Linked DNA regions of Homo sapiens: region 1 is linked to region 2. A link is a contact called in ENCODE Hi-C data. All regions are on one chromosome and are shown on one strand. The core of a region is the stretch at or near the end of the contact, and the rest is flanking DNA. Distances in the headings are between cores, read along the strand shown. Region 1 has its middle 19 kb from the start of HSD52. Region 2 overlaps JUN-DT (JUN divergent transcript).

Region 1 (5,267 bases), core at 924-3,423, 310 kb before region 2:
ATAGAACAAAGCTCAACTGAATTGATCATTAAAGAAATTCAAACTAAGTAATGAGATAGTTTTTCAACGTTTACAAAAGTTAATACAATCAACAATATCTAATTTCAGTGGGGCTTTGGGGAAACATGTATGCTTATGTCCTATTAAGTGGGAGTACAACTTTGGAGTCTCCACCCAAACCTTGTTTCTAGGATTCTATCACTCAGAAATACCAGCACGTGTGCTCACAAATATATTTTCAAGCAGATTCATTCCAGCAACATTTGTAACAGTGAAACACTGGATGCTTCCAAGGTAGGAAAATGGCCTAAAAATTTCATGGTATATTCATGCAATAGTTAGGGAGCAACGAAAACAAATAGAATAGGTCTGTATGTATTGACACAAAAAGATGACCAGACTGTAGCCCTAAGAAAATGAACCTTGGCTGCACAGGAGGCCTCTAGCACTCTGCTCTAGTTCTTTGCCTGCTTGGATTGGTCCTTGCTTGTGCCACACCAGAGAAATAACTAAGTGGCTGTCGGGGATACAGATGGGAAGGGAAAGGAGAATATAATTTTTTTCATTTATATTTTTGATTCCCATCTCATCCTTGCTTTCTTCTATTATAATGTACATGAATGTTTTAGTGTGTTCGGGCTGCTATGACAAAAATACCATAAACTAGGTAGTTTGTAAACAATAAACATTTATTTCTCATGGTTCTGAAGGCTGGGAAGTCCAAGATCAAATGCCAGCAGATTTGGTGTCTGGCAAGGGCATGCTTCCTCATTGATCTCACCTCCTAACTGTATCCTCACATGGTGGAAGGGACAAAGGAGCTCTCTTCAGTTTCTTTCATAAGGACACTAATTCTAATCATGAGGGCTCCACACTCATGACCTAATCATCTTTCAAAGTCCCCACCTCCTAATACCAATACTAATACCAATACCAATACTAATATTTTGAAGGTCAAGATTTCACCATATGATTTTGGGGGCTAGGGGCACAAACATTCATACCACAGCATCACATTTTTTGGGGTTATCACTATTACTTTATTTGTTCTTTTTCAAAATCCTGGTGTTCAGTAAAAGCAAAGCCAGACTCTTGATGTGATGACAGTGCTATGTGTAACACAAGTATGGACAAAGCCCTTTGGTAATAGAGAAAAAAATGTAACAACAACAAAATCCCACCAGGAAGAGTGGGGAAAGGTGTCACTGAAATGGGATACCTAAGATTTTGCCTGGGCCTTGACTGGGAGAACAATGACGGCAAAGCCTTCCAGGCAGAGACACACAAGAGCCCAATCCGAGAGGCACGAAACCATGTGAGCTGTGGTGCGTCTGCAGCAGGATGACTTCCTTGGTGTTCAGACAGTTTATTCCATCTTGGGAGGGGGCACCAGAAGCACAGTCTAAGGAACAGCCTGGATTTAGCTCTAGTTGGGGAGCAGCCATGGGGAAAGAAGGCAAGAAAGCTACAATGGATAGTTTGCACATTGTTTTCATCTGACCTGCTGTGGAATGTGGCTCATAACTCATCTGCATATGCAGCTATTGAGGTGGACAAAGGAAATCCAGCCAGTGGAAATTCCTGGGAATCCATAATGAGGCCCAAATAGGAAATGCCAGTGAAGAGATTTTACTGGTGCCAACCCCAAATACCAACGTTCATGCTGTGTTCAGAGAACCTTCATTGCTTGTCAACTTTAGATGAGACATTTTGGCAAATGGTAAATCAATAATAATTGGGGTCCCATTGATATTATCCTTTCCAACCCTTTGCATGTAACTTGATGCTTCAGGAAGCTTTGAGTCAGGGATGATTATTCTAATTTTACGGATCTTAAATTGAGGCTCAGGGAGGTTTGGTAAATTCTTCAAGTTCACACAGCTAAGGGAGACAGGATGATATCATAAAATAATCCTTTCAGTTGGAATGATATAGGCCTGTTTTAAAATCTCTATTCCATGACTCACTATTTGGGTGACTTTGGGCAATTTACTTTCCTCTCTGCATTCATATTCCTATCTGTAGAATGTAGATAACTTTACTTCACAGAACTGTTGGAAGCATGGAATGAGATTATATATGTTGCCTACTTGCTACCCATATCCCCCTTCTTCCTCAGTGACTCATGCCTAATTTAGGGTGGAGGAGGCAGCACATACACCCTATTAAAACATTCAATTTTCCAGTCTCCCTAGCACCTGGGGGTGGCCACATGACATTGTTCTGGCCAATGAAATGTAAGCATAAGTCTCAGGGAAGGGTTTCTGGTCCTGAATAAGAAAGCTAAACCTTTTTGGTAAAAGCCTTTCTTCTCCTTTTCTTCCTTCTTGGAATAGGGAAAAGAGACCTGGAGATGCAACAGCTGTCTTAGAAAAACGATGAGTGGGTCTTTGGTGGTATTGTTGGACTGCTTTTCTTGGACTCCTCACGGCTTGAGACAAGTGGACTGTAGGTAGTTGAAGTGATTTGCAGCTCACCATATTTCTGGCTGATGGAGTAATTAAGGCTTTGACTCATCATACATACTCAATGAATAGCAGCCATTTTGATCAAGGCAGGGACCTTTCTCTGAACTGTGAGAATTTAATTCCCTGCACCCTACACATAAAACAGCATTAACATGCCCAACCATCCCCACCGACACTACACAGCACTCTTCTCTGTTCTCTGCCTTGCTCACCTCCAAAGTTGGACACACAGCCCTCTCCACCTGCAGATCAGCATCAGTTTAAATGAGATAACATGTAAAATCCATAGCACAGTGCCTGGCAAACAAGTATAAAACAAATGGGATTGTCCTTTTTTGAGACAGAAGGTTTTAAAGCAACCTCTGCAAATGAGCCTTCCTGCTTAACAAACATGTATGAAAAATTTTAGAGGGCACTATGACCTGCAAGATAAAGAAACTGAAGCAGTTTTGCATGGCATTCAAATCTCCAACCTATGCCTAGAGCTCTGGGCTCCTCTTCCTGAGTCCATAGATAATGTCCCCTCCCCTAAAACTCCCCCAAAAACTCACAGGAAAGTTTTTGTCCCCATCTGGTATTGCACTCATCTAATCATAGTCATTGTGGTTGCCCTTCCCACTGAAGGTGAGAAGTACATCTCATTTTTCTTTGTAAGAATTGTAGATCAGCCTCAGTTTAAATGAGATAACATGTAAAATCCATAGCACAGTGCCTGGCACTGATATTTATACAAAATTTGTACAAAAATTATACAAAATTTGTATAAATTTATGGAGTATAAGTATAATTTTGTTACATGGATATATTGTGTAGTGGTGAAGTCTGGGCTTTTAGTGTATCGATTACTGGAATAACATACATTGTACCCATTAAGTAATTTCTTATTATCCACCCCCCTGCCACCCCACACCTTTCTGTGTCTTCAGTGTCTACTATTCCAGACTCTAAGCCCATGAGTACACATTATTATGTTCTCACCTGTAAGTGAGAAGATGCAGTATTTTTCTTTCTGTGTCTGAGTTGTTTCACTTAAAATAATGGCCTCCAATTCATGTTGCTGCAAAAGACATAATTTCATTATTTTTCTTGGCTGACTAGTATTCCATTATGCATATATACCACATTTTCTTTATCATTTTTCCTTGACCCCCTAGTAACCCTGCACAGTACAGGTACTCAATTGTTATTATCAAATGACTAAATATGGTTCTAGTCTATGCCTAGGAGTCTATTCACATGAAGGTTTTAGCTGTTTCCTGAACACAGCTCAGCATTTCTATGCCTCAGTACCATTGAACATGCTATTCCTTTGGCTTAGAATTCTCCTCATCCATTTTATCCCTGCAGGACTCCTACTCATCCACACACACCACCTCAAATGTCACTTCTTCCAACTCTCTCAGTTGCTCTCTCCCCTATACTCTTAAGGCATCTTATACTTATTTCTACTACAGCACATAACTCACTATTATTGTGAGTCATCTACATGCTTCTCTTCCCTGCCAGACTGTGAGCTCTTAAAAACATTTACTATTTTCTTCTGTCAATTGTATTCAATATACGCCTGGCATATGGTAGATATTGAGAATTTTGGTGAATCTGGTTGCACAAAATTTACAAAACATTCTGGCTTTCAGTTGTTGCCACCCCTATTCCTGTAATGAGACTTGTAATATCAGGGATTATGGGGGAAAGTGAAAGGAAATGATCCTTTATTCAGCGTCTACTATAAACCAGGCATTTTTGTTGTCCAAGTTGCTTCCAGAAAAAGCATGAAACATGCTCTCAAAGAGCTGTGACTTCATTGTGGAGATACACTATACTTACACAAATGTTTTAGAGGTTGGTGCCTTTTTCACTTTGAATCACACCTCCTGGGGTGACCGACTCACTACACATCCATGGCTTTAAGAATTTCAGGTGCCCCCCCAATGGCCCTGTCTGTATTGTGACCTCTTAACCCACAGAGACACCAGAGCCTGACCCAAGCTACCTTAGTCAGATTCTCTTTAGTAGAAATATGAAAATTGGAATGAGTTGCTGAAGAGATTGGGAGTTGCTGGGGAAAGAGTCATGTTTGTGGCAGTCCTCAAGGGTGAAAGAGAGACCATGAAGAATTTCAAGAAACCAGAATTGCCCTGGGTCCTCCTATCTTGGTAGTTCAGCATTTCCTTTGATTCTCTGAGACACCCCCAGCATTCTTCCAATAAATGTTTCCTTTGCTTAAGCAAAAGAACTCCATTTTAGATGCTTACAAGTAAAAAAAAAAATATGACCAATGTAGTCCAAAAGAATTTCCTGTTTTGTCTCTGAGTTGGTTAGGATTTGCATCAGCTGCAAGTGATAGAAAATTCAAAATAACGATGGCCTAAAAAGAGTACAAGTTTATTTTTCTCAATGAAATGTAGGCAACCAGGTCTAGTTGCCTAGTTCTCAGGGATTCAGGTTCCCTCAGGGATTCTTGTTCCACCAGTCTCAGGATGGAGCTTTCATCTTGTGGACCAAGATGGCTGCTCAAATTTCAGGCATCATGTCATTACTCTAGCTTACAGGAAGGAGGAAGACATGCTCCTCCCTCTAAAGATGTATCCCAGAAGCTGAACACACCATTTCTGCTTAGTTACATAACTCCCATATGCCAATTATCTTCCATTTGCCTCCCCAAATGCACTGCCTACTCCTCGTCGTCTGCTGTCTGTCTTTGTGGGTTGGCATGTGTCAACCACATCAGTGGGCTATTGTAACCTTTGGTTTCTATGGTTCTAGCTCAGACAGTAGGGATTCTAGCAGGAGATCAGA
Region 2 (5,173 bases), core at 526-3,025:
CAGTAAGAGACCAGGCTATGAAGTAAGCAGGGTGTTTACAGAAAAGATACCACACTGGAGTCAGGCAGACCTGAGTTCAAGAGCTGACCATGTCACAAGCTAGTCAGTCAGTCCGCTCTGAGCTCAACTTCCTTGGAAGTCAATGACTAGGAGGAGGGGGGCAAAGGATCACCAGCTCTCCAGTGAGGTTGGTGGAGGCACGGAGCTGGAAACAAAAGTGCTGGAAAGACTTGTTTTGTTTCAAAACAAAATACTGAAAATGTCCCCTTGCTTTGATTTGTTTTGAATCATGATATTTTGCTTATTTTGAATTTGAAACTCATTAAAAGAGGATGTAAGGTTTTTGTGTTTATCTAGGGTGACTTGGATTATAAAAGAGGCAGAGAAACTCTGGGTGAGGCGATCTTAAAGTCCCCTCTGATCCTCACCTCCAGCTCTAAAATGACTGACATTTGGGCATACAGGGAAAAAGCAGAGAGGTGCAGCGAATCAGATACTGAACTTGAAGTCAGACCCAACTTCTTCCAACTCAGACTTTGCCACTCACTTTCTCGGCAAGTTAACAAGCGTCTTGGAGTGTCAGTTTCCTCTTCTATAATATGATCTTTTCCTCATAGCCTTATTTTGAGGTTTATTTGAAATAATGGATTTGAAAGCAACTGTCACATAGTAGGTGCTCAATAAATGTCAGCTGAGTATACTGTCTTTGTTCTCTCCATATCCCTGTCTCTAATCATAATAGTTTCCTTGTGAATACCTACCATCTGCTGAGTGTTGTCCACAGGCTATCTCTTTTACAAGCAGAAATTAATGATTTAATTCTTTGTTGTCAGTTGAGTTCATTGAATTGCCTCAAGGCGGTTCTGACCCTCAGAATAGAGACACAATGTTTGATGGGAATTTAGGGTATTCTGTCTGGAACTACACAGGTTTAAAATCTTTTGAAATTTAAAGTGGCTTTTTATTACTTTGGAAACCTATCCACTGCACGTTTTTATTTCTAACCATTATCCGTTTTCTCCCTTACTTTCCACATTTAACTCAAGGCTTCAAATACAAAAGCCAAGTTTGAAATAATCACAACATTTAAGCAATGAATGTAATGACAGCTTATATTTCCATGGCAGGAAGATGTACACTATATTTAATAGCTTTAGCCATTTACAGCAAAAATTACCACGGGGACTCCAAAGACAGAGGGTAGGAGGAGAATTCTGGGCCTTTGACTAAAGATGCCATAGTCATAAGCTGTTTTGGAAATGATTAAGTGATAAATACAGTAAATTTACCCTCAATTCTGGGAACCCCACAGTGCAGACATAATTCTACAGAAACAGAATTACTCTGCAAAGGCAGAAGTAATTATTATTATTGTTAAAAGGTCTAAACCTTAAGCCTGTGCTGTTTTATTCTCTTTAGCTGGAAGATCACTAAGTACACAGACGAGGGAACTTAGGTATGTGGAGCATCTATTAGACACCAACTTCTCTATCACTTAAAACCTAACCTCCCTCCACATTCCATGTAAGCACTTGGAACTGGACCCCCAAAAATTACAGTGAGGGAAACCAACAATCTTGAATATCTACGGTGTGCAAGCCACCTTATTATATAAAATATAGCATATGCATGCAATGCTTAATCATATATAAGGAATGCCAATAAGCTCAGAAAGGAACCCCTTGCCTTTGTTGAGGAGGCAGCTGTGTGTGGTATCATTCCTGGCTGCATGCCCATTGCCTAGCATTGTGTCTGATACATCCTGCAGGAATTAAGAATATGGAATAAGGAGCCAAACTTTGTAGATTCAAGTCCTACTTAGTAGCTGTGTGACTTTGGGTAAGTCATTTAACTTCTTCGTTCCTCAATTTCCTATTTGTGAAATGGGATGCTCTTAATACCTCTCTCATACTGTAATTGTAGAATTAAATGAGTTAATAAGGGTCAAATGCTTAAGACAGTGCTGGCAAACAGTAAGAGTTGCAAACATCATCACTTGTGGAATTGCTGGATAATGGGGACCTCACCATCACCCTGTGACATAAAGTGTAATAAACTCCTTTTTCCAGGTGGGGAAACTGAAGAAAGTACACCTGCCTGGTCATCCAGTTCTTAAGTGGCCTAAACAAGATTCCTACCTAGGCCTAACTAACACTAATAACAAAACATAGCATTTAATTAGTTTTTTTTCAAATGTTCTAGGCCTTTACAGATAGGCACATATTTACTTCTCACAACAATTATATGAGGTAAGTGTCAGTAACTCACATTTTACAGATGCAGAAACTGAGACTGAGGTTAAGTAATTTTCCCAAGGCCATATAGTCAGCAAATGTCAAGTGTGGGTTGTTTTGTTTGTTTTATATATTTTTTTCAACTTTTATTTTACTTTATTTTGAAACGGTGTCCAGCCCAGTGCCTAGGCTGGAGTGCAGTAGCAGGAACATGGCTCACTGCAGCCTCGACTTCCTAGGCTCAAGCAATCCTTCTGTCTCAGCCTCCTATGTAGCTGGGACCACAGGTGCACGCCACCATGCCTAGCTAATTTTTAAATTTTTTGTAGAGATGAGGTCTCACTTTGTTGCCCAGGTGGGTCTCAAACTCCTGGCCTCAAGCCATCCTCCCCCTTCTGTCTCCCAAAGTGCTGGAATTAAAAGAGTGAGCCACTGCACCCGTCCCAACTTTTATTTTATAATTGGGGGTACATGTGCAGGTTTGTTACAAAGGTATATTGCCTAATGCTGAGGTTTTTAGTATAATTGAGCTTGTCACTCAGATAGTGAGCATAGCACCCAAGAGGTAATTTTCCAGCCCTTGCTCTGCTCCCTCTCCCACTAACTCTAGTAGTCCTCAGTGTCTATCATGTCCACCTTTATGTCCATGTGTACCCATTGTTTAGCTCCTGCTTATAAGTGAGGATATGTGGTATTTGATTTTCTTTTCCTGATTAGTTCACTTAGGATAATGGCCTCCACCTGCATCCATGTTGCTGCAAAGGACACGATTTCATTCTTTTTATGACTGCATAGTGTTCCGTGGTGTGTATGAGCCATATTTTCTTTATCCAATCCACCATTGACAAGCACCTGGGTTGATTCCAAGTTTTTGCTATTGTGAATAGCACTTCGATGAACATAGGGATTCATGTGTCTTTCTGGAAGAACCACTTATTTTTCTTTCGGTACAGACCCAGTAATGGGATTGCTGAGTGGAAGGTAGTTCAACTCTGGGTACTTTTAGAAAACCCAGGCCAGAGAACCTGACTGTCCCCTACATGGAAGAAAAGGGCCAGGTCTCTGGAACCTGAAATTCAGCTAGCTGAGCTGCAGATCTGGCTGGCGTTCCTATGGCCAGAACTTGGACCTGAGGACTGTACGAGGACTGAGGATTGAGGCTGGGTCTCTGGGGCCGCCTGGGGCTCTGGGGCCGCCGGTGGGTTAGCGGGCCTGGAACACGGGTGTGGCCCGCAGCGCCAGTTTACAACGGCCGGCAGGACCGCAGGGAGGAGCAAAAGCAGGAAGTGCCGCGCGCGCTCGCACCGAGGGAACCCCGGCGGCGCCCCGCCTTTGCCGGCGTCTGGGCTCTGTGCCCGCCGCCCTCCCCGGCCGTTCGCCCGCGAGTCCCTTTCGCTTTTAACCCCAGCCGCGCTGATTGCCTGCGATTACTCAGAATCGCCCCCACTTGGCTGGCTGAGCGACAAAAATCAGCAGTAGCTGTCCGAGGAAAGCTCTTCGCAAACCGGCGCCCCCACCCAGCGGAAACACCCCAAGCCGGATCCCAGAAATCTCAGTCTTCTCCCAACCCCGGCTCTGCCTCTCTCTCTCAATGGGACTCGTCCGGGTCTCAGTTTGCCCATCTGTGCAGACGGTGTGAAGAATTTCTGCACAATCGAGAAAAAAAGGTGTGGAAACAGCCGAAAATAATTTTGATCCGAAATAACTTTGAGAGTTTTATAGTCTAATCGATTATTGTTTTAATAAGAATCTGTATTTTTTCATGCAAAAAGGAGTTTAACTGTCACCCAGGAAAATTCGCCTGTGGTTGGAGTTGCCCTGTGCGACACGCCCAGGGAAGCGCTGGAATGTCCCTTTCCGCTCCCATCTGTCTGTTAACCTGTAACCCGTTGTGCATGTATTTGATTCTTCCCGGTTAGAAGTTTTACAATCTCGGTGACGATAGGTGGGTTGGGGAGAGACTGGGTTTTGCAGCCAGATATTGGGTTACAATATCTTGCTGTACCATTTTTTTGCCTGTGGGACCTTGGTCAAGCCATTTCAACGTGCCGAGCCTCAGCCTCCCTTCTATAAAATGGGAAGAAGGAATCTCCTGCAGGGTTTCTGGGAAGATTCGGGCTGCTGTCTCTCTAGGGCCTACCATGTTCTGAGTGATCAGTGGAGAAGGGTGCTCATGGGTGGGGACTCCGACGGTCTGAGCCTGGATTTCTTCCACCTGCTCCTCCTTTTGGCCCCGTGGCTCCCCGGCCCTGCGAGAGGGCTGGGGCGTGGCGGGCTCCGAGCCTCCCGAGGCCTGCGTAGCGGCCGTAGCACCAGTTCCCGCCTCCCCCGCGGCCCGGCGCTGCGGGCGGGACCTGCGGCGACCTGTGGGCGGAAGTCTGTGGCTTTATTTACACAGAGGGCAGCCCGTGGAGGCTAGCCTTGTAAGGACGAATCGCTGGCGGGCCTGTGGGGGAGGCCAGGAAAGGCGGCCTTCGCCTGATAGGAATCTGTGAATAAATAAATACGTGAATGGAAGAATGCATTGAAATTCCCTCCTAGGATCACAGAAACGCATTCCAAAGGCAGCCTCAGAATCCGCCCACTCGCCCCCATCCCATTTGAGGATCAAATGATTCAAATGAGTTATTGCCAGGCCAGGCCTCCTGCCTCCCAGACCCCGCCGTCCTGGGGCTGCCTTTGGGGCGCGACTTCAGGGCTAGGAGTGAGATCTTGGGGCTAAACAAAGGGAAAGGGAACCCCGCTTTGCTCAGCACCTGCCATGTGCTAGGCACCTTTCCTATGTCACTTCATTGACTTTCATTCCCACGACGCTTTGGGGTAGGCACCGTCTTCCCACTTTCGTCTGGGAAAACTCTGGGTCAGATAGAAGTCACTCGCCCAAGAACAAAAGCGTGTGGGTGGAACAGCTTGGATTCAAATACAAGTCTGTCCTGAGC

Evidence for each region. A loop is a pair of places that touch in the nucleus more often than their neighbours do. Pooled maps may share reads with other maps.
Region 1: a map of endothelial cell of umbilical vein shows a loop between it and region 2 (2.7-fold over the local background). The contact joins two enhancer-like sites. A Hi-C loop is called at or near these places in 3 of 168 maps with a recorded cell type or tissue (Calu3, PC-9 and endothelial cell of umbilical vein) and 1 of 50 pooled maps.

Annotation. Positions count from the first base shown.
Region 1 is chr1:59,125,242-59,130,508 of GRCh38, reverse strand. No RefSeq gene overlaps it. Among named protein-coding and RNA genes, the nearest start is that of HSD52, 19 kb to the left of the region's middle. Within about 2 kb of position 2,173, at least 2 of the 41 ENCODE cell types and tissues checked have a DNase peak (open chromatin) inside an H3K27ac peak, as active enhancers do; they include endothelial cell of umbilical vein, where a contact is called at or near this core.
Region 2 is chr1:58,814,818-58,819,990 of GRCh38, reverse strand. All of the region lies in intron 1 of JUN-DT (JUN divergent transcript), which reads right to left. LOC101926907 (a long non-coding RNA gene) reads right to left here. Exons shown (of 2, transcript XR_246327.5): 2 at 3,949-4,723. Among named protein-coding and RNA genes, the nearest start is that of JUN-DT, 32 kb to the right of the region's middle. RefSeq lists silencers at 3,468-3,617, 4,430-4,629 and enhancers at 4,071-5,066, 5,067-5,173. Within about 2 kb of position 1,775, at least 3 of the 41 ENCODE cell types and tissues checked have a DNase peak (open chromatin) inside an H3K27ac peak, as active enhancers do; they include endothelial cell of umbilical vein, where a contact is called at or near this core.